Linked DNA regions of Mus musculus: all the other regions are linked to region 3. The links are chromatin loops, found by intact Hi-C in ENCODE. Cell type or tissue: left cerebral cortex. All regions are shown on one strand. Region 1 has its middle 19 kb from the start of Gm35493. Region 2 has its middle 46 kb from the start of Ptcd2. Region 3 has its middle 30 kb from the start of Gm41036.

Region 1 (8,000 bases), 92 kb before region 3:
GTCAAGCTTGGCACCGAGTGTTTTCACCCACTGAGTCTCACTGGTCCTAAGCCACATTTCATGGTATCCTCCAAATAGATGGGTGTCCCCCAGTTTGGTATCACATCCTTTTCTGGATTCCTCTTTTTCCTTTTCCTACCTAGCTCACTGTCCTCTCCCATCAGAGTCACCTTGAGTCACCTTGTCTGGGGATCTCCTTCTGCTACATCCAAATGAAGACTCCAGCATCCACTCAGCCATCCTTGTGTTCTCCCTGCCCACCCCTGGACCCACCCCTCCATCCCTTACAAGCAACTCTCCACTAGGCAGTGTATGAGGTGCTCCAGATACAAGGCACATTGCAGCCTTTGAACTAGCTCTATTTAATACCCCACACTCCCATTATCTATGGACAAAAGATCCCCAGTGTACCGGGAGTTTCTACAGAATCAGAAGTATTGGAGATTGCACTTCATAGAGGCTTGGGAAAGGCCACTGAACGGAGCCTACCTGCTGGGGCGAGCAGCGCTGGGGGTTCCCTGGATGAGGGCTCAAGTGGACAGAGTGACCAGAGGCACCAATTAGGAAGCAGGTCAGGTTTTCCCTGGGACCAGTTTCCTTTGCTTTTTGACTCTCTTCTCCAGCACCATTGTGTGTATATAATTCAAAAGATGGTCTCAGATAAATCAGGCAATCGCCTAGGTCAGGAAGAACCAGTGCCTTGAATCAGCATCACGGGGGCTCTAGATGAGGCCTGAGTAACATCTTGGAGACTCTTAGTGATTTCTCCTTTCTCCGGTTAGAGGGCCAAGGACCAGCCTGCCCTATGTGTCTCTGGTGGCACCATGATCTTACCACTAGAACAACAGGGCACATGAAATGGGATCTGCAAAGCTTGTTTCCTGGGGACTTCATCTACGGTACTATTTAACTTTCTTTTAAAATGTTTATTGTTTAGAAGCTGGAAAAAGTGGCCCAACAGTTAAGAGCATTAGTTTTTCTTCCAGAGGACCCCAATTAGATTCCCAGCACCCATATGGCAGTTTTAAGTGGTCTATAGCTTCAGTTCCAGAGGATTCAATTCCCTCTTCTGACCTTCGAGATGGGTGTGGTGCACAAATACTCATCTCAAGGGATCTGACAGTGTCTTCTGGTTTTCTTAGGTACTGCATGCATGTGATACACAGATATACATGTGGGCAAATGCTCATGCATATAAAAACTAAATAAAAACAATTAAATTATTTTTTAAATTGTAAAGATACATATAATATGAGATGTGCCAGTACAGCCATTTATTTATTTATTTTAAAGATTTATTTATTTATTTATTATATGTAAGTACACTGTAGCTGTCTTCAGATACTCCAGAAGAGGAAGTCAGATCTTATTATGGATGGTTGTGAGCCACCATGTGGTTGCAGGGATTTGAACTCAGGACCTTTGGAAGAGGAGCCAGTGCTCTTAACTGCTGAGCCATTTCTCCAGCCCAGTACAGCCATTTTAAATGTATAGTTGAGTACCATTAGAAATAGTCTCACGACTGCATAGTTGTGTTCTATAACTTCTCACCTTGTAGCCTGAAACTCAGCACTCATTAAATATTGACTCCCTATTTGTACCATGAGGCAGGTTATGCACCCCATAGCCATGAGTGGTTTCTAAGGCAATTTCTAAGCCCCAAGAGTCTGACAGCTGACAGTCTGTGGATGGGATTCATATGATCCCTTTCTCCAGCTCTGGATCTTTCAAGTTCTGCCTTTATTTGTGGATTTTCTTGGAGTTGTCTATATACAGGTTTGAATTCTCCAAGCTCATCAGATGCCTCAGCTAGCAGGCAAGAACCGTCAAAATCCATTTCACCTTTCAGCTTCCCCATCCCTTTAACTGTAGCAAGAAAGGTCCAGCCTGTCAGAGTTCCATCTTCACCATCTCACAGGAGGCCAGTGAAAGTGCAGTTTGTCCCAGCTTGCTGACTGAGTAGTAGCAGGCCCATGTCTTTCTGGAGAGGCTAAATGTACCCCTGTACTGGCTAGTTTTGTGTCAACTTGACACAGCTGGAGTTATCACAGAGAAAGGAGCTTCAGTTGAGGAAATGCCTCCATGAGCTCCAACTGTAAAGCATTTTCTCAATTAGTGATCAAGGGGGAAAGGCCCCTTGTGGGTGGTGCCATCTCTGGGCTGGTAGTCTTGGGTTCTATAAGAGAGCAGGCTGAGCAAGCCAGTAAAGAACATCCCTCCATGGCCTCTGCATCAGCTCCTGCTTCCTGACCTGTTTGAATTCCAGTCCTGACTTCCTTGGTGATGAACAGCAGTATGGAAGTGTAAGCTGAATAAACCCTTTCCTCCCCGACTTGCTTCTTGGTCATGATGTTTGTACAGGAATAGAAACCCTGACTAAGACAACCCCTCTCTCTTCAAAGAGTAAGAAAGGCTGCTGCTCAGAGGTCCCCATTATCCCTGAGAAGGAAATCCCACGTCTTTTCAAGGCACCTGATCCTGGAGGAAGCAGACTGGCTTTTGACCCAGGGTAGAGATGCCTGTATCTCTGCAGATACAGATCCTGCTAAGGCCTTAACAGGCAAATGCTGTGCTGTGGTCAGTTTCAGGGGACAGAGGAGGAGGCACACCTCTGTGCCAGGGCCAGTATTTTGTAAAGAGAGGCCAAGAGAGGCCTAGGTACCTTTCATCCACTCTGCACCACAGGGATTTTTTTTTTTTTTTTGTCATCTGTCACAGCTAAAGAAGCTCAGAGATCATGTGACTCAAGCCCATCTTCTGTGATTCATTATCTTTCCTTTCCTTTCCTTTCCTTTCCTTTCCTTTCCTTTCCTTTCCTTTTCTTTTTTTTCTTTCTCCTTCTCTTTTCTTCACCATCTTCCTCTTCCTTTTCTCTCCTTCCCCTCCCCCTCCTTCCTTTCTTCCATTCTTTCTACCGTCTTTACTTTCCCCTTTCCTTCTGAGAGAATATTGCTATGTAACCCAAGTTGGCTTCAAACTTGCAGCAATCCTCCTGCTTCAGCCTCCCATATGTTGGGGTCACAGGTGTACACCACTGCACTTGACCATTTTCTAGTTTTAATTAAGCTGGATGTTAGGGTGACTTGTGACATAGGGCATAGATTAAGAAAAGAGAATCAACAGTGTGACCCCATATCTCTTGCTTCTGCCCTACGGAGTCCCCACGAGGGCTGGTGATACACACAAGCCTCTGGCTAGTTTTGTTAAGTGTGATAAGTACACACTTTATTCCGGAGTGAATTAAAGAGCATACCTATGAGCCCAGGTGATAGCAGGTACATAAGGAGGGTGGAAAACTTCTCTTTGAAGAGGTTTCCTCTCGAAGTCTCCAGCGATGGCTACATTCTTGAAGGATATATATATATATCCTTATATATATATATATATTCTTCTCTTCCAAAGCTCAAGCTACAGCTACAGGTTCTACTGAGCCTCTCTAGCCAAGCAAATATTTTGTCTTAGTCACCAAGTACTAGTTCTTTCCAGAGACTTCAAATCTATGTACCCAAACTCCTCTCTCCCAGCCTTCCCCTCTCTTTCTCCTTTTGCTTTTCCAAATCTAAGCACTCTGGGCCTGACCCACAGAAGCTGGGCCAGCGCCTTGCTGAGGAGTAGAGAGCCTCCCACCCTAGATCTCAGACCCCTGGTGCCTCAGCTGCTGACACCCCAAGTCTCCTCTCTGTTCCTAAAGTTCTCCATTACTGTTGCTCATTGTCACAGCAGTGCCGGGTGGCAGCACAGGCACACACTGTCAAGTGCAGAGGTGGCAGGTGAGATTCCCTAACTCACATTTGGAGTTAGAATAGGAGGGAGTGGGGAGACATGTTCCCAGGCCCAACTGTGAAACTAGAGTTAATGGCCATGCCTCCTTCTCACATTACTTTGGCTGCAGTTCTAAATTAACTTTCCTTTGCTGTGACTGGATTGCCTTGTGTTACAAGATACAATTTTGAACCAGTCACTCTGGCCAGGGTGATGCTGGGGTCCAGTTGATCAGGTCTGGGTCTTTTATGGGTGAAAAGGAACATTCTAGACCTGCAGCTGAGAGTGGCTGTTTATTTGGTATTTTTTAGAAGCCAGTGTTTCCACAACTACAGTGTGCTCCCCACTCACTTGGGGAACTCATTAGATCTGTATCCCCAGCCTGCCAGATCCTGCTTTCGAAAACATGGCACCCATACCTGTGACTCTGCATACCTAAGGATGCTGATGCGGTTCAGAGCCGATCATACGTCAAGGTACATGGTCTCAATGATCCTCACAGCCCAGCTGCTGCGGTGTGCACCCGGACAGTGTTCTCTCAGGGTCTGCATATAGGGAGGGCCTGGGAGAAAGAGGCACTATTGCCTGTTGGTGTACAGTATCATCTTTTCTCTGAAGTCCAACATGACAGAGGACTATGGAGCATGGCCAAAGGAGATTCATGTCCAGGTACACAGAGGTATTACAGCAAGGAATGTCCCTCAGGTCTCTTGGGGATGGAGTCTTTCTGCACATCTCTCTTTTCTGACTTAGGATGTGAGAGGGGCAAGGGAGGCAGGGTGTGACACCTGGGAGGGACAGGTCCTCTGGAGGGACAGTGAATCTTTGAAAGTGGAGGCAGTAGATCTCCCCTTTGAGGCATCTCAGCAAAGGATAGAGGGGTCGGAGGCTAGACTTTAAAGAAACGTGAGAAAGACAGTACTCTAGAAGTGTCGCATGCTGCGATGGTTATTTTGAACATATCTGAATCCCTAATGACTGACCTGCTGAAACAGGAGCTGATGGAGCTGAGTGGCCTCCAGCTGTAGAAAGAGAAGCAGGAGACCCATGCCCGGCTTCGATACTCAGGTTCACAAAATCTGACAGCTTCAGCACAGAAATAGATGTTTAACGCAGGTCTTATGTGCAGCTGAGTATTTTTCTGGTATTCAGATTATGAAAGTGAGAAGAAACAGGTAAACTTGATTTTAATATATTTTATTTGATACCATATGCCCCAAATACTATAATTTTGACAATTAAAAATATTACTGCATATGCATGTGTATATATGTATAGTATATGTGTATACATATATGTGTATATAACCTATAAATGTGCTATATTTCTATACAAAATATTTGAAAGTTGAAAGGTATTTAAAAATATAACACTTCTGAATTGGGCTAACCATTCTTCAAGTGCCCACTAGCCAGTTGAACTAGAAAACATTGTCCTGACAGGCTCACATCGCTCACCATCTTGTCCCCAACATCTTCCTCCTCCCAAATGCTTGAGCATCTCTTGGATGTGAAAGAGATAGTCGTGGACCTGACGGAGCTGAGCTGCAGGCTCTTGACTCTGCCTCTGTGAGACTGGGAAGGTGAGAGAGTAGCTGGAGATCAGCCCTCCTGTCTCTCCTCGCTCTGTGTAGCCTGTGAGTCATCCCGAGGGAGGGAGGGAGGGAAGGGATGGGTCTCTATTCTGAGGCTTCTGCGTGAGCTCTCAGTTGTGTGGGGGTGGGAGGGAGGGACCCACAGCAGAGACTGCATGGGGAGGGGATGTAGAAGGATGTGTCTACAGCCACAAAAATAGATCTGAATAGATCTGTGTGTCGGTTACCAAGACTCAAAATACCATCTCGCTGGGTGTGCTGGGGTGCTCAGAGCCAGGTGTTTTTATGATTAAATTACTCAAGCAGGAGAGCAAGGACCAGGTCTGGCTGAGCTGGAGACCTCGGTTTCCTTTCCAGATGGGATCCTGACTTCCTCCTTCCACAGAGAGTTTTCTTCCACATGTCTCACATCTGCTTTCCTTCCTTGCCTTGATTTGAATACTGAACAGATTTCCCTCACGGACACACTGCCGCTGGCTTCTGAAATGGACAACTTGATTAGTGTTGAAAGGCAGCGGGCCAAGTGCTCTCTTGCTGGTATGGCTCCAGAGCCCAGTCTTATGGGGAAGAGAGCTTTCCTTAGTGGTGTGTGTGTGTATATGTGTGTGTGTAGGCAGGCTGCAATCTCCCTGACACTTAACTTTTTCTCTCACCACATGAAAATTATAATAATTCTTACTATATTGGGATATTGGGAGAAGTCAGCTTAAAAAAAAAAAGCAAGTATTGTGCTTTGCACAATGGCTGTCACGAGGTGGGGGGGGGGGGTGCCTGTCATTCACTGTCATTCAAAAGGAATGACCAGTTCTTCCCACACTGGGCTGGGCTCGGGAGTTTGGGGCCTCGGCTTAGTAGGTGGGACTTTCTCCGTTGCCATATTGATCTGCTTTAAACTGGACAGTGTAACATGGTGAATGTGGGACATGACACACAGGGAAAAGTGATCAGCCACAGCTGCTTGGGGAATGAGTGGCCAAGCTCAAGCCAAACCCAGATTTACTTTTTCTCAAACTTAAGTTAGCAGAGCCGTTTGGGTCTCAGAACCAACATCTTGAATTTCCAAAGGCATATGGAAGAAACAGAGGAAGCAGAGTGTTAAATAGGCATTCTACTCTGAGGCAAGAAGGAAACTCTGACGGGCTGGTATACAGTCACTAAAGATGCTCATAGTGAATACGCATGCAGTCTGTGCCAAGGGGAAACACCAGGCAAGAAAGCAGCATGGGATGTAACGCCGCACATCAAGGCACGCTCAACTAGATGTCATATTTGCTTATCTCTGCTGGATAATAGTTGTTTTCTGGACGTGTTCATGTATTTTTCCACGGTGAACACTTGTGCCTTTCACGGTCACAAAACCAAGTGGAGATTATGAAAGATTTCCAGTCTCTAGTTCGCCGCAGGGAGGCTGCAGCTCATTCTCATCTCCTCCGCCTTGCAGGACTCCTGGTGGCTTCGAAGCCTCTTTGTTTACATATGGATGATTGTGTGGGTGTCCAGGGAGATGGACCGGGAGAGAGAACAGAGTGAGACATGTTTTATTGAAGGCAATAAGCAGAGTCAAGGCACTCTTGCGACAGAAGCCTTCAGTGCACTCAGTGGCTGGCTGCGCTTTGTCAAAGCAGGGGGAGCTAAAGGCAAAAGGTTAGCCCTGTGCTGGAGACCACTGACTTCCCTATCCCTAGGGGGAAGAGCTCAGAAATCAGGCCATCATGATTGGCTAACTTAGATCCGGAGTCTGAGGAGGGCTATGGGAGGACTTGTGCTTCCCCTACCATCCCACAGGCCTTCCTACCATCTTGTTTCCACATTGCTTATGGTGTCTCATTCTACACACCAAAGTCTCAAGATCCAGCCCGTGGCTCTCTCCCCACAGTTACTGCCAGCCTCAGTGAAGTCCTCTTGCTTTGGAGCCTGTCGTCTCCCTTGACCTGGATCTGCTCTGTGTCACGTAGTCTTTGTTGTGTCTATCTGGCTGTACATTTGACCCTTTGCTGATTGTTCTGGTCCTTGGTGCGGTTAACCTTGTACCCCTTCCAGCCTCAGCCTCACAGGGTCCTTCAGGGTTGGAGCCCTGCTCCTCCAGTGTACGCAGTAGGGAATGCTGCAAGAAACTGGCTTTGCTCTGTGGCGTGGCTGCAGAATTCCTCCCCTTCCCTCACCCCAGCTCCCCCACTCACCTTGAACTCCAGCATTCTAGAAAGTTCCAACTCTTACTTCGGACTTAAAGCTCTTAGGACACAGCAACCCCCGAGGTGGCTTGGGATGTGAGTCTTTCAGTTCCTACCTATGACCCTTGGGCAAATTCCTTAACCCTATTTCAACCTGCCAAATCATAGCATGCTGGATACCCGGTTGAGTGAAATACTACCTGTAAAATGTCTCCAACTTGTTTACTATACAGCTAGTGCTGAGTAAATGTCAATGTAACATTATTTTATTATCACAAAAGTACCCTGGTCCATTGATGTGGTTGAAAGAAAGTCTCTGGAGTCTGACAGACATACTGGGTAAATTGCTCTTCTGACCATGATGAGCTTCAACCTCCTTATGTGCCCCAGTGCCTTCTATGATACGGGATACCACTTCTCTGACTCACTGTGAGAACCAAAGGAAATAACACGCAGAAGTATTTGCAAAATGC
Region 2 (8,000 bases), 150 kb after region 3:
ATGAGTGTCTTGCCTGTTTGTAGATTTGTGCATCACGTGCAAGCCTGGTACCTGTGGAGGCCAGAAGAGGGCGTCTGATGCCCTGGAACTGGAATTACGGATAGTTGTGAAGTACCATGTGGGTGCTGGGAACTGAACCTGGTCCTCTTTGAGAGCAGCAGGTGCTCCTAACCACCGAGCCATCTCTCCAGCCTCACTGCTTGTGTTTTTCATTCCCACTAACATGGCTAAATCCAAAAAGAAAGGCGGTGACAAGTGTTGAACCAGACTTGGAAAAATGACCACTTTCAGACCTTGTTGGTGGAAATGGTCAGGCCCTTGGGAAACAGCTTGATCATTTAAAATCAGAACAACACACCCCAGGCCCTCCGAAGCAAGTGCTCAGAGCAGTAACGTTAAGCTGCTATACAAGAAAGGACATGTATGCAGTGCTCACTGTGGTATTCCTAACAGCCACTCGTGATGCTAACTGAAAGCAGCCAGGTCACAGAGGAGGCCGCTGCACATTCTACTCCATTTAATGTATGGACACATATACTAACTAGATTAGAGATTGCCTGGAGCTAAGGGTCAAGTGGAAATTTACTATCGAGGTGGGGAGGTAATTTTCAGAGGTAAGGAAAAGTTCTAAAAGCAGGCTGTACTGCCTGTTGCATAACCCTGATATTTATTGAAAGTAATTGAGGTGGTTGGACTTGGTGTTGCACACCTTTAATCCTAGATCTTGGGAGGCAGAGGCTCATTTTGTGAGTTCAAGGCTGGCCTAATCAATATAGGGAGTTCGAAGGTAGCCAGGACTTTATAGTAAGACCCTGTCTTAAAAAATAAAATAAAATAATTGAAGGGTTGGAGAGATGGTTCAGTGGTTAATAGTGCTTGCTACTCTTCTACGGGGCTTGAATTGAACTCTCAGCACTCCCATCTGATCAGTCACAACCGCCTGTAACTCCACCTTCAAGGAATCTAACACCCTGTCTGGCATCCTCAGACAACTACACACACATGTGCATATACCCACTGGCACATGTGCATATACACACAGGCACATGTGCATATACACACAAGCACATGTGCATATACATACAGGTACTTGTGCATATATACACTGGCATGTGTGCATATATATACAGGCATGTGCGCATATACACACAGACACTTGCATATACACACAGATACATGTGCATGTACACACAGGCACATGTACATATACACACAGGCACACTTGAAAACATATAAATAAAAATAAATGTTAAAAAGATAATTGGACATTTGCAATGGAAACATTTTATAGTGTTTAAATTAAACACGTTCAAGAACTTCGAAGTCTCACCTCTACAGAGTATCTGTCTTTTCCTTATTAACTGATGTTTGAACCTGTGGACTGACCTTAGTTCTCAATGCATGTATTCACGTGTGAGCAATCATGGAGGCTGGTGTTGAGACTCTGTCACTGCTTTGTGCCTGACATCTTTTACCCTCGATTAACAACGGAGCGACTGAAGCTAGGAACAGACTTTGAAGTATACGTTGACTTCCATCCGGGCCCTGCTTTAATCTGACAGCGTTAGGCAATGTCTTCCGGCTCTCATATTTCACAGGCAGATCTGTTTGAAATACTAGGTCTTAAACACAAAAGAATGGCTCCACTTTGTTCATTCAATTAAAAGATTAAAAGCTAAGTGCTAGGAAGAGATCACATATTTTAATTTTATTGGCGTCAACCTTTGTCACCAAAGTCGGGGTCTTCTGATTAACCTGGCAGAATGGGCGTCTTCCCGTGAGGAGGGCACTGGCTGACTCTGGTTTCATGTTGGTAGCGGGTCAGGGATGTTTGTCAGCTGCCCTAGTGCCAGCCAGACATCATGTGGCCTGCCGAGAACTGGGATATTTTGGTAATGAGAATTATTCACCTAGGAAAAGAGCTGGAATGGATAAACAACAACAACAACAAAACAAACAAAACTGCAAAACAAAACCCAAACAAACGAAACACAAAACAATAAAAAAAAAATAACAACACCAAACCAAACTACCACCACCAAAGCCCACAAGTAGTGGCAAATGGCTAGTATTTTCCTGCTCGGTTTCAGTACTTGGATTGAAACTACACCTCATTATCAGCCTATTTCCCCCGGGCTCTGCACGGCATACAGGAATGATGAATTTGCCCTAAGTACTAATTCCAGTCTCTCCTTTACTAAAAAATTGAAAGCAATTATTTTCAGATTCTTTTCATATGGGATCCTAGATGCAAATTAGGTTCTCCCAGCTGAAGACGGCTGCCTAAGATTTGGAAGTAGAATGCACTTGGGGCCTCAAAGTCTGACTGTGGAAAGCCAGCCCAGCCTGCTCCTTTGCAAGGCACCTGTTTATTCTGATCTGAGTCTTGTCACTTCTGAGTCCATTACCAGGATGTAGTCACCATTTGCAATGTCCTTCCTACTTAGAAACTTTCTGGCTTGGCCTCTAAGTTTTATTCTGGCAACAAATTACTCTTGAGGGGAAAAAAGGGCTCCGAGAACTCTGAGTGCCCCAGGCCCCTGTCGCGTCCTCCAATGGGAGAGAGGTGCCTCCTATTAAATGTCCCACTCCCTCATTCTTGCCTCTTCCTCTGTGGGTTGTCACTTTCCTGCCTCTTTTCCTTCCATTATTTTCTCCACAGCAAGATTCTTCCCCTCTCAATGTCCTTTCTTTCCTCAGGGGACCACAACTCCCACTGGATCACCAGGGTAGACACCAGGCTGAGAAGCCAACAGACTCCTGGGCTTTGGGCCTCTTTTTCTACACACCTAGTGTTCATCATTCTTTTTAAAGGACTCAGACAATAACCTACAATACCAAATTCTGTTACCCAGACACTGTGTATATTGGAAAGTAATGTTCTCTGGGTTTACCAACAGGATCGTGACTGATCAAGAAAGTACGTCCAAAGCTATAATGATTTCATTAAAAAGTGTGAAGTAGTTTCTTAATTACTGGTACAGAAAGAACAATGGCCATGCAATAAAGCCATTTGTAGAACAATATGGCCATAGTAATCTACATTTTTTTTAAATTAAATGCGACTTGACTGTTGCTGAATCTGGAATAGTTTAAGTGGCACACAGCGGCATTAACCTTGGGTGGGAGGCAAGGTCAGAGGAATAAGAAAGGAAATTAACTTTTTGTTTGTATACTTCTCAATTGTTTGAATGTCTTAAATCGGCATGTATTTAATAACTTAACCACAACACCCATTTTTTTGTTACCTTTTGGAAAACATCTTCTATATCCTGGGGTAGTGGTTTACTAATAAGTTTTAACTACTAAAGTAAGTTTTCTTATCTAATAGGCATTATTTTAGTCTCTTTGAAAAATATATCCTTAAATCAGATAGATAGATAGATAGATAGATAGATAGATAGATAGATAGATAGATAGATAGATAGACAGATGGATGGACAGACAGATGGATCGACAAAACTGTTTTGTCCTCTTTTTTAAAAGTGCAAAATAACCTCCGCTTTATATTTTGCCTTCAAAAAACAAACCTTTCTCTCTCTAGCTTCTTCCCACTTCAAACTTCTTAATCCCCTAACCATAATTAGCATCTAGTCCCATATCCTAGCAAGTCACAGATTCCAGGGACTTGAGGCTTAATAGAAGTAAAATTTGAGAAGAGGGGCTGGAAAGGTGTCTGGGTGGTTAAGAGTACTTGCTGTTCTTTCAAAGGACTCAGGTTCGATTCCCATGAACCACATGAAAGTTCAACATCTCCTTGGACACCCGGCATGCATGTGGTGCAAAACACTCTCACATACAATAATAATAAAATAAATCTAAATAAATAAAATAAAGTTAAAATGTTTTGAGAAGGGACGATTTCTTCTGAGAAATCTTTGGAGATTTCTTTTTCCCTTATTAGATTAAAACCAGAGCTGTATATAATTAACTTGCCATCTAAAGAACAGCCTCAAGTTCTGCTTCATAGACTCTAGCTACTATAGATTGATTTTAAAAGTCATTTCAACCCTGTTAAATTTGCTGCCAAGAACTTTCAATACACCACGCAGGGCCTGCTGTGGTGAGGTTTTGTATTTATGACACCAAATAAAGACATTTCCCTAAGTATTTTCTCTAAGAGACTTTTATCATTTGACTTTGTTTGTAGCAAGCTATGTTTTTACATGGTCCACTTCAGCAGCTGTTGCTTTAAAACGTAAATGGCACACCCATATGAGCTTCATTCACTTCACCCTCCCTGCACAACCTGATACATCTTTATGAGAGAACCTTTCCCCTGCCTCCAATGCCCAAGGAGGAAGTTAGTAAGAAAACCCCGAGAGTGTTAATTTCCTTCCACTTCCTGCCGCCATGCAGCCCACTTGAAGACAACATTCCGCAAATAAGCCTATTGCCATGTGACTGAGACTCTGCTAATTTTCCTGACAGGACAATGGCTCAGCGCCTCCGAGTTCCTATGTTTAGGGTTAGGGTAGGCATGCTCTTCTGCCCAGATGTGGCTGGCGAGTCAGTGGAAATCGCATCCCATCTGTACATCCCCAGGAGAGAGAACCATGATTTATCCTACAGTAAGAGTGTTCCCTGGAAACAACATGGACCTGAAAATGCCCGCTTCTCCCAATCTAGAAAATGATGATCTACATCTAACGTCTAACTACAAGACGTTTTTATTTATGTATCTCTAGAGTTAGCCCACCTTTCCTCCTGAGAGCTCTGCTGCGGCCAGCTCAGTGGAACCACCTCCATCTTCCTTTCTCTGGCTTGCTACATTGTTTTCTGACTGCTGCTTTCTTTCGGTCCCACCATATCCACATTCTCCACATAAATTTAGGAATGTAAATCAGACTCAATCCTAGACTTCCCACTGAGCCTGTTATCTTCCTACTCTGAACCATGTCCCCTGCCCCCTAATACCCACACCCGGGCCTTGGCACTGTCCCTGTACTTCAGCTGCTAAATCTCAGCTATACTTTCGAGATGGCATCCCTCACCCTGCCTTGGCGCTTTGCCATGCTCTCTCTCCACCCCCTGCTTGAGACTTAATTTCTAGGGCTCTTCGCTGGACTCACTCCTCCTGCTTCCTCAAGTTCTCCTTAGAGACACCTCCTCACCACCCATACAGAGAGACTCTCTCTGTTCTCCTCCACAGCCTCTTCCTCTTCTCTTTCTTCATACTTATCATCCCCACAGTGGTTTACTGCCTGCCTGTTCCAGCTTCTCAAAGCTTCCCATGGAGACCAACTTAGGGCTGTACCCAACTCAAGCTCTTCCAGCTTAGAAAGCGTACCCTGTCCCCAGGGCCAGTTATCACAAGCCAGTTTTCAATATGAACAGTACACTATTCAACTAACATGCAGAAAGCAGTGGACATTGAGAACAGAGGGGTGCAGTGAACTGTCCACCAACTTGAAGGGTATGTGGCTAATTTTTGTGATGGGGAAAGGTGCAGATATAGTTTTAGGACAGGATATAGAAAGCTCATTTCTTTTTCCTAATTCACACTGGGGAAACATCATGTTGGTCATTTGAGACAGTGAGAATTCCAGGATCACCCAGAAATAATATGGACACTTTAATCTTCATCCATCTACAAGGGAAACAGACATGTTGTCTTCCTCTGTGCTCAGGAGAGTGACCATCCATGCTGGTCCATGTGGGTCTGTCCTCAAGTACACACCATCTTTATTTCAGCAAAGCCCCCAGTTCCAAACCAATGAGAATGGATAATCCCTCGTGCTGGGAAAAGGGAAGTTAGCTTCGGCAAACAACCAGAGGTTTGTATGACAAGACGAGAGCAACAGGAAAGCCAAAACAGACACCTTTATCTCTGATAAAGATGGCTCACAGTATAGGGCGAAGAAGACACTGACCAGGCAGAAAGCCCGACTTTGGGGATTGGAGAAAAATCTCACTTTCTGCAAGCAGACCTGCCTGCAATAAAGACAAGATCCGACCTTTGCACATATGTTAATTGTATTCACATTTATCAAAGGAAAAGCCATTCTGTCTTCCTGAAGGGAGGAACATGGGAAGGGTTGTGAGGGAAAGGGTGGGCATGAGGGACAGACAAGGTCAGTGCACGGATGGCTCCTCCCTCGCAGAGAAAGAAACACCATGAGAGACGGGGTTGGCGACAAAGCATTTTTATCAGCGCATACTCATTTCTTATAAATTAAAAAGGTGTTATTGTGACATTTCCATATGTGTACTGAATGTTAAGGACAGATGTAAAGAGCCATTGAACTCATAGCCTGGGAGGTGCACAGAGGTCTAAAAATCACAAAATTTGTAATAGAAATGTCCTTGTGACAAGAATAAATCAAACTCCTTGTTTCATGAGCTAATCCCGTAGGCAAATGAGCTGTTGTGCTTGCTCACCTGCTGGAGTGGCAGAGCTCAAACCCAAGACCCCTGACTCTGGACCATAATCTTTCTCATTCTGAGCTGCCTCCTTTTCTAATCTAATTGGGAACACTTTTCTTAGAAGTTTGTTTGTTTGTTTGTTTGTCTCAGAAGTGACTTCTGTGATTGTCTATCACTTTACTAAATCAAATTCCCTGTAATAAAACACCGGAAGCAGAATGCTTTATAAAGAAATGAGGTTTCTTTAGCTCAGAATTTGGAAGGTTAAAAGTCCACACAGCTAACTCTGGGGAGGGCACCCCCAACTGATCTCCTCATAGCAGATGGTCTCACGGGGATGGGAGAAACGGTGAGAGGAACCACGTGGTGAGAACGGAGAGCTAGGAGGACATACGCACAGCTTGCTTTTTCTAGAACTAACTTGGAGTCTCAAGAGAACTACAATAATCACCCCTGATGACATGCCACCAGTTACCTGTGAGGACTTTCTCTAGACCCTCATTTTTAAAGTAGATTCTTAACTTCACTGCACTGAGAACCAAGCTTCCGACACACACACTTAAGTCACAACCGTCTCAAAGGACAAACTGATTCTTGGGGAAACTAAATGATTTGCTTGGGGGCACAGGGATAAAAGGCACACACCAATCATGGGGCTCTGGGGACCTGTTGCCTCATTGCCAAGGCTGGCTCTTTCTGGCTCTCTTGGAGTTCCACCACCAAGGACTGTTGGACACATCTCCAAGTGTCCCTGGACGCTCTGAGCAGAAGTCCCTCTGATTGTCCCATGGAGTCCTTTGAGCACGTAGAGGCATTTCTAAGCGGCATTGTGGTGTCTGTCCTCAGAGGTGAAATAATAAGGAGCTCCCTGAACCCCAAGAAAGTGTTAGTTTGACCTTTAAGGTAGTATCACCCTGAGTTACTAAAAAGGTTAACCCTTTGGTGCTAGAGGGCTTGTGAGCTCCGTGATCTTATAGAAAATTGTTGAAGTGTTTACATTGTATTTTCCTAGCACTAAAGTATCTTAGTGCTTCTCCACCATTGCCATGGGGTTAGGAAGGCCACTGATGTAATTTTGATGGGCTTTTGCCTTAGGAACTGAGACAGTTCCAGGGCTTAAGGAACTGGTCAAATGCAGGACTCACTACCTGTCTCTTTCTCATGGCTTCTTGTTTCCCCTGCTGCTTCTGTTCAATTTCCTCTCTCTACTACCTGGTTGAGGCTGCCTGTTAGAGGTTTCTAAACGTCCCGGATTATGGCTTTGCATTGGTTTTGCTTGTCATGTCCCCAACTTTGCACCTCTAAGGATACAGGAACAAACCAAACTGTTTCTCTTACTATGCTTCCACAACACAGACCTCTGCTCTAATCAAATGTGTAAGGGCATGGGGTGTTGCTGTGCAGCCAAGCAAGCAATTAGCACTGAAGCAGGCACCAGCTCAGTCCTGACACTGTCTACTGGAACACACCATCAGATGCCAGGCCACAGCTCAGTCCCATGAGACAGTCCTCCGTTTTAGATGCCAGTTTTAAACTCTTACTTTGTTAGGACTGTGCTTTCGATTGGCTGTAGGTCAGCATCAGAGTTGACTAATGTGCTATAGAAGCTTCCAGAACCCAGGGAAACATTGGCA
Region 3 (8,000 bases):
GGTCATGAGTTGGGAGTTGGGTGTGGCTAGCCCTGCCCCTTATCAGCTTGTGCACCCTGAATGTGACCTCAATAGTACAGCCCCCATTGTGTCAGGGGTACAGGTGAGCCAGCCCCAAGAGTGAGAGCATAGGAGAACTGTCCCCTCCACTTGTCTGGTATAAGTGGGTACAGGAGTGATGCCCTTGCTCCTGCTGCAGATGGAACAACTGGTCTTGGGGTCATGAGAGCAGATGAGCTGTCTCAGTCCCTCACAGAGACTGTGGGGGGATATTGGGGGAAGAGTGCACTCAGCTCTGGAGGCATGGGTGCAGGCGAGCCAGGGGCAGGAGAGCAGGAGAGCTGACCCTGCCTCCTGCCGATGGCAGCACTGGGTGGTCTAGCCTGAGCACTGCTGGAGAGCTCAGTCTGTTGGTCCAGATAAGGAAGAGCTGGTGGGCTGACCAGCTCAGCTACCTACTGCCCAAGTCCAGACCCAGGGCTCTGAATTGACCCACCCCCAAATCCGTATCATCTGTGAATGGTTGGGACTTTTGAAAGGGCCAGCCCTGCTGTTCCAAAGCTGCAGGATTTCCATGACACAGGGCAAAACCAGAATATCCCAGAGTAGCCCCAATGAGGATCCAGTGTTGGTAGTGTAGCAGAAGCCAGAGATCTTGAACCAGACCAATGACTCATTGAAATAAACATTTCCAAGTGAAGATGTGTGGACAGAGGGATACACTGTGGGACACACTGTGACACACTACAGCTTCCACGATGAGCTGTTTTCTATGCTTTGTTTGTTCGCTTGCTTGCTTGCTTGTATGTTTTATTTTGAAGGGGATTTGCAAAGACAAAGGGCAGATATGAGGGGATGGGAAGATGAGTGGTACTGGGGTGAATGATGTGAACCTCACAAAGAATCAATAAAAGGGTTTAGAAAAAATACATATTATTATACACACACATATACATATATACATACATACATACATACATACATATGAATCAGTAATACTCACTTTGAATGAAATAGACTGTATGTCATAAAGATACTTAACACTGCTGACCTGAACCACAAGCATAACAAAAACAAACAAATAAACAAACATTGTTTAGCTTGGTACTATATAAAGCCTATAAAGATAGAGGACAGACTGTGTCATTCAGGGACTGGCTCTGGTGTTGGTTTGTGGTTGAAAGGATACCTAGTCCTGTCTCTCATCTCCACAAAGGCTTGCCTGAGATACCAGTGTTGCTCTCAGGGAAGCTTGAGTGTGTATGTGTGTGTGTGTGTGTAAAGGGAATAGCTAACTGAGCTGAAGGAACACCACACGGTGACATGTTCTTCAGTGGATATCTCAAATGTAAAGGTCTGAGATGATAGGACAGGAGCTTTGGGGGCCACAGGACTATTTGACCACGACTGACTTGGGTGAGCAGGTGGGAGGGGGGAATTTCAGGTTACATCCAATGCTAGTCACCTCCACGCTAGCATCCTCTTTTGTGTTGACTAACCAGGCTGAACAGAAGAGGAAGAGAGAAGCTTGGCTCTCTCCAAAGGGGCCTGCGAGGGTTAGGAGGCAGCGGTTTCATAGGAAACACCTGGGATGCTTCAGACATGGCCACGAGGCTCGACATCAAATTATTGATGGTGGTCGTGAGGGATCAGAGAACGAAGAGGGAGTGGTAGAGACCATTTTCCTGAAGATGTGACCTAAATGCCTCTTTTTCTATTCTGGAGGCCTTGTTCTGGAAGGGATTTAGACTGCCTCTGGTTCTCTTTGTTAAAGGTATGTACCAAAACCCCAAGTGCACACAATATGTGCACATGCTTGCACACACACATATGCATGCATGGATATGCTCACGTGCACATATACTGTCTGCATACATACAGACAGATGCCTACATGCACACATATGATTACATGTACATACATTGCACACATGAACAGTGTCTGCTCAACTTTCTATACCTGGCAGGGAGGTATCCATGCTTTGGAACCCTAAGGATATTCAGATAGGGCAGCACCTCTGGAGGTCAGGAGTGGAGAAAAGGTGGGGTTTTCCGCCACTGTGGTAAGGGTAGTGAGCCAGCAGGTAGGTTGAGGGAATTCCCTGAGCCTGGGAAGATGGGAGGGAGGCAGATGGGTTGGAGTGTGAGGAAGCCCAGCTGGCAGATCATCTTTTCCCCCTCTGAACCACTTCATGCCAGGTCCAGCTATTACCATAGAACTTGGAGCTCTCCAGTGCAGACCTCGAAGAAACAGCCTTAGGTCAGGAACAGCAAATCTCTTCTCTTCCCTTTGTATCCAGTTGTCAAGAATCACTTTAAAGGGCTGTCTTCATTTGCAGTCCAACTGCTTTTCAGAAGAATTGAAGGCGTGTGGCAGGGTGGACTCCAGAGATAGCATAGAAATCCCAGCCCACACAGCCTAACACTTTGCAAAGCCCCTTCCTCTTCCCAGTGTTGTACCGTGTCCCTGTGCCCTGCCTTTCCTAACCTGTTCTCAGCAGCAGGTGCAGACTGACCCAGAGCCTTCGGGTTCTCACAGCTGACGGACGTGTATGCTCTCTTTTCACGAACAGTCAAAGTTTACCCCTTTGTTGTTTTGAGTCCTGACAATAAAAGAAACCATCTGAGTTGAGAGGCTAAAACACAAAACCAGATGCATGTTCATTTCCAGACAAGTTTTCTGATCTTTATTCCCTTTTTCAGATGCAACCATGCCCTATGTCGGGAAGCTGAACAGAAATAGGAAATTCTAGCTGCTAGATCAGTGGCTCTCAACCTGTGGGTCATGACACTTTGGGGATTGAACAACCCTTTCCCAGGGGTCAAATATCAAATATACTGCATATTAGATATTTACATTATGATACATAACAGTAGCAAAATACAGTTACGAGTAAATATGAAAATAACTTTATAGTTGGGGGTCAACAGAACATGAGGAACCATGTTAGGAAGGTTGAGAGCTAGGTTCTTTCCAGGAGATAATCTTTTGTAAATAAACTTGTAAATGTCACAACATTGTTACCCACTCAAAATAATTATTTCTACATTTATTCACTGCCTTCCTCTGCCTTTCCATAATAGATTAGAGTTCTATACGTCTGTTAAAACTACAGCAAGAATTATATATTTATATATTTCACGCTATTCAATATAAGTGATAATACTTTTAATTATTGCAAAATTTCCCCCAAGAGTATAACATTATAGCATTTAAAATGTGTAGAGTCAACCAGTAATGAAATTTGCTTAGCCTGATTTAATAAAAAAAATTCACCCATTTTTTTTGTTTTGTTTTGTTTTGTTTTTTGTTTCTGATAGCATCTTCCCCCTGCCATCCCACTATCATGAGATGTAGTCAGGGATAAACATGCCTGTGGATGCCACAGACTCCTGGAGTGGACACAGATGTGGATGCATTTTAATCCGTGCTAACTGGTATTAAGGAAAGACCACGGTTCTAAGTGGACATATAGTCAAAGAGCCCAAGGCTGGAGGCTGGAGAGAATCTCCCCCGGAGTGAGAGCTGAAGGAGTGACAGCTAGCTGCAGTGTGGGGGACTGAGCTGGAGTGAGGGACCTTCCTCTCTGTGCAAGTCTATCCTATCTCAGTAGAAGACTGCCTTCTTGTTGCGCTCAGGGGACAAAGTCGGCAGAGATTTCGTTCTCAGTGACATATGGCCGTCCATTTTAGTCCTTATTCACACAGAAATTTCCTTCGAGGGATAAAAGAAGAGAAGAGAAAGCAGTCAAACTTCGGGAGGAAAGTGAAAACCCTCCCCAGATGAGAAGACAGATGGGACATAGGAGGTGGTAGCTAGAGGGTTGGGAGGGAGATGCCGAAGATAACACCCAGTCTCTGCAACGAGGCTGGACTATTTTTACACGTATCATACAGATTGTTCAACTGTGGTCTGGGCTATAAACTGTCATTCTTCAGTGTGGGGAGGCAATGCATGCTGGGATCCTGAAGAGTCAAACACATCTCCAATCACGTGATTGCTAACCAAATGCTGACACGATCAACCTTCACCCATGAATGGACTACACGTGGTACGTACCAGGCTGAGGCCAGGTGCAGGGGCATCTGCAATCAGGGAAGCAGTGACAGATTTATTTGAAGACCATAAAGCTGACACTCCTTTTCTGAAACTGTTTTTTTTTTTTCTTTTTTGCTTTTCAGAGAAGATGATATGAACCTTCTGCTCTCTTTGGCAGAACTTCTTCTTTAAAAAAAAAAATGATATTCATCCTCTTCTAGAATTCCTGAGGTCAGTACAGTGTAATAAACTAGACCTTGGTGAAATATTGAAATGACTATGGCTTTTAGGGCTAACCTGGACATTGAATAAATGACCAACAACAGCTGTGTGTGAGAGAGAGAGAGAGAGAGAGAGAGAGAGAGACAGAGACAGAGAGACAGAGACAGAGAGAGACAGGGACAGAGAGATTTATTGTATACATTCATTTATTTTGGAGTTTTGAGGTAGGGTCTTACTCTATAGCCCAGACCTGCCTCAGATTCAAATTTGTTCTCCTTCCCCAGCCTCCAGAGCCCTAGGATGTAGGATGTAGGTGTGAACTGACATACCTAGCTCAACATAATAATATTAATGTATGCCATAGAAGGCAACTTCTGGCTTTGGAGATTAGATAAGAATCTAGGAATTTAGTAGAGAGGGGGAGAGAAAAAGAAGGATGGAGGGAGGCAGAGAGGGAAGGAGAGAAGGAGAGGGAGAGGGAGAAAGGGCACAAGATACACCCCAGAGGACAGCCAGGCTACATTACCCTGAAAAGACAGGGTCTCCAAGGCTTGTAACGTGATGGGGGCCAGGGAAACACTGGGAAACGCAGGGCTTGCAAGAGACTGTGTATGCTGCCATGCCTACGGAGCAGCTTGAGATTTCAGCCGGCTCCAGTGGTGCCTATTCTCACCGTGGGGATTCCTCCACAGTAGTAAGACCAGGGCTAAACAGACAGGAGCTGAGTGTGAACAGGGCCTAGGGATGGGCTGCCAGGAACAGCCCTTAGCAATGGGCTCCCCTGACCTCATTTTGTTCTTTGGAGCAGTAGCTCTGTAAAGCCTATGGCTGTGAGTCGTTCAAACACATGGGGGTGTGGGGGCTCTTTTGGGATTTTCCTTGCAGGAACACTCCCCGCCTATAGCAGAAGTCTGGAGAACTCTCTGTGATTTGGCCATCCATTTAACACTCTCTTCAGAACATAGGTACCAGAATTAACAGTCACGGCAACTTCTTTTGGCAGATGGGAACTCATTTCACAAGTTCCTGAAGAATGCTGGCTTTTCTTTAGCTGCCAGAAATCCTACAGTGCAGCTTGAGCCCATTTCTAAATATATATAGACTGCGTTTTGGAGTCTGGGGAACTGGAGTTTCCTTTGGACTGGATGGGGAGAGCTCCCGTTCTCGGTTCAATGAGTGAGGTGAGGGAGGCTCAAATAAGGCTTCCCAGAATGAATCTTAGAGAAAGACTCAAGGGCCTTTGCTTCAGTCTACCTCTCCCCACATGCCACCCCAGGAGCTAGAACACAGCCAGTCATTTGCTTTTCTGTTGGTTACAGTATATATATTCATGTTATTTAAATGAGGTAATGAATTTTAAGTCTTCTTCTTTTCTTCTTTATTATGTTATAGCAACGCCCATCTTCACTGGCATCCATGCCGACACTTCCTAAAATCTACAACTGATACAAAGCTGCTGGAAGTTTCTAGAATGAAGGTCTTATAAGAGCTTTATAAAAAGAATATGTGAGCAAAGGGAGGATGTGGGGAAGGTGGCTAATGATCTGACTTCTAGATCAAGAGCACCCGGAACCACAGAACCACAGGCCCAGCGCCTCTACGGATGTGCAATTTAAAATGCACCACTCCAATGTCATGCGCCGGAACTTAATCCAAGAAGTCATGAGGGTAGCGTTAATGGTTTTATAAAAAGACAAGAGGGAGCTGGACTAGAATACTTGGTCAGTCTCACCGTGCCGTCAACTGCCAGGATGCTCCCATCTCGGGAGAAGAAGCAGACTTCCTGGTCTGCAGAGCTGGGATCCAAATCTACATTTATCCTGAGATGGACAGCTCTGGAGGGTGAGCTGCAGGTAGACCTATCTGGAAGTCAGCGATCGTCCAGCCAAAAGGAAATGGAAGAAGAATGGGCTTAGACACTCTTAAACCGAGAAGAGGGTGAGACACCTTGTCTTAAAGGATCAAATACTACTCCCCACCCCCTGTCAAACCAACCAACAGAACCTCAAGACCAGAGTGGGACTCGGTATTGTATGGAACCACGTGAAACAAATGACAAAACAAGCTCCTTTAATTGCTCTTGAAAGTTACTGGAAGTGAGCCGCGTTCTAGAGGGGAGAAGATGCCAGTTGCCTGGCTCAGTTCATGTTACAGAGATGAACACAGAGGAGGTCAAGGTGAGGTCATGAGCCTCAATTCTGTCTCACTGACACACTTGTGGACCAGTGGGAGTCCACAGCAGGGCTTTCAGGCAGCCACGAAGGGGACACGGTCTTTTCTCCTCCCCTCTACATAACATACTCATTACCAAAGCCTTTGTGGGAACCTGTTTCTGTTGCCTTCCTTCTCGGGTAGGGAATGTCCTGGCCCTGGGAATTTAGGGAAATCAAAGCAAGGTTTCCTGGCTAGCATGTAAACTCTGGGGCTTTCCTGGGCCTCTAAACCTGTTCCACTGTATGTCACATTACAGAGGCCACCAGATAGCCAGCTTGATGAAGGAGAGAGGCAAGTGTGTTCGAGCACAGGCTGGATTCCTGGATGGATTATGCTGACTGGAGAAAGGGCGACTTATTTAGCACAGCTGCACAAAGAACACTCTTGGCTGTCCTGGCTTTCAGAGTAGGTTAGGGCAGAGGCTAGCTGCCTCTGTCTCCTGAGCATCACACTGGGGCTGGGATGTGGATAAAGCCTTGGTCCAGTATGAGCTGAATGGAGTATGGAGGAGTGACCGGGAGTCTAGAGACCCTCTCTCAGCAAAGGCTGGCCTTCTTTATTCTCTTCAACAAAAAGGATTGACAAGAAAGATTCTGTTCAAAGTCTTTCAGCTTTAGAGCGGCCTGCAGAAGTGGGAGGGGGAGGGGCACAGCCGGCAGACTGTGGTTTAATTGGAAGCCGGGGGAAGAATTCAAGTTTGAATTCAAAATGATAAAATGGCAGAGGAGGAGAAGATGCAGCCTGTCTCTCCTTAAAGAGATCAAGAGATTTTTTAGATCTGTCCGCATCAAAGTTTTCCCTCTCTCTAAGGAAAGAAAAATCACTCCGTGTTTAACTCTCAGGCGTTTGTGGTGACCTCTGCACTTCAGTGGCCTCTGTGTAGCTACTGGCTTTCACACTTAAGGTGGAAAAGTTTCCTTCAGTGATCCTGAAAGTACTGCGGGGGTCTTACTAATGGACACACAGCAGGAAATCGCAGAGGCCGTGACTGACAGATGGACCGGATGGACCGACACATTTATTCCCTTTCTGCTATTCAGTTCTACCCGCCTCCCTTTTCCTTGCAGAGAGCAAAAAGTTACCTTTTTAGAGCCAAGGTGGTAAATGAATTCAGCATTTGCTTAGACTTGTTGAAAAGGAGCACCGAGGTGATGCTGAGGACCTAGGTAAGGATAATTGGTGGAACTTAGAGAGCATGCGCATGTTGGAGGGGTAGCAGGCAGAGGACACAGGCTGGTTGAAGGGAAGCAGAAATAATAAAATAACTATACATAGTGATAAGGCCTATAAAATAGACCAGGAACAGAGGTAGTGGACGTGTGACGTAACAATGTGTCCATCTGGATAGCCGGGGAGAAAGGAGTTTGCTAAGGCAGAAGTTATGCTAAGAGTAGAGACTCGATTTCAGGCAGAGGGAAAGGCCCCCCCTGGGACAGACCAGTGACACAGACTGCTAGATCCTGAGAGTGGCTGAGACAGAGAGGCTGTTTTCTACTCACCAGAGTGCATGGGATTCATCTGTGAAG

Evidence for each region. Hi-C counts contacts between places; a loop is a spot of excess contacts. Peaks named below come from ENCODE experiments on the same cell type or tissue, not always from the same donor. Only the 100,000 strongest peaks of a DNase experiment are listed, where the experiment ranks them.
Region 1: a loop joins it to region 3, with 12 times the contacts of the local background. A loop is called at or near these places in 4 of 42 quality-filtered maps.
Region 2: it touches region 3 in a loop (2.4-fold over the local background); 6 of 42 quality-filtered maps call a loop at or near these places.

The regions. Positions count from the first base shown.
Region 1 is chr13:99,050,355-99,058,354 of GRCm38, forward strand. No RefSeq gene overlaps it. Among named protein-coding and RNA genes, the nearest start is that of Gm35493, 19 kb to the right of the region's middle. In left cerebral cortex, no CTCF peak of the experiment used is centred here; DNase peaks (open chromatin) are centred at 4,461, 5,389, 5,576 and 6,767; H3K4me3 peaks cover 273 bases; H3K27ac peaks cover 2,886 bases.
Region 2 is chr13:99,295,124-99,303,123 of GRCm38, forward strand. No RefSeq gene overlaps it. Among named protein-coding and RNA genes, the nearest start is that of Ptcd2, 46 kb to the right of the region's middle. In left cerebral cortex, a CTCF peak has its summit at 52 (motif pointing right); a DNase peak (open chromatin) is centred at 4,925.
Region 3 is chr13:99,142,769-99,150,768 of GRCm38, forward strand. No RefSeq gene overlaps it. Among named protein-coding and RNA genes, the nearest start is that of Gm41036, 30 kb to the right of the region's middle. In left cerebral cortex, no CTCF peak of the experiment used is centred here; DNase peaks (open chromatin) are centred at 3,784, 5,207, 7,111 and 7,884; H3K27ac peaks cover 4,316 bases.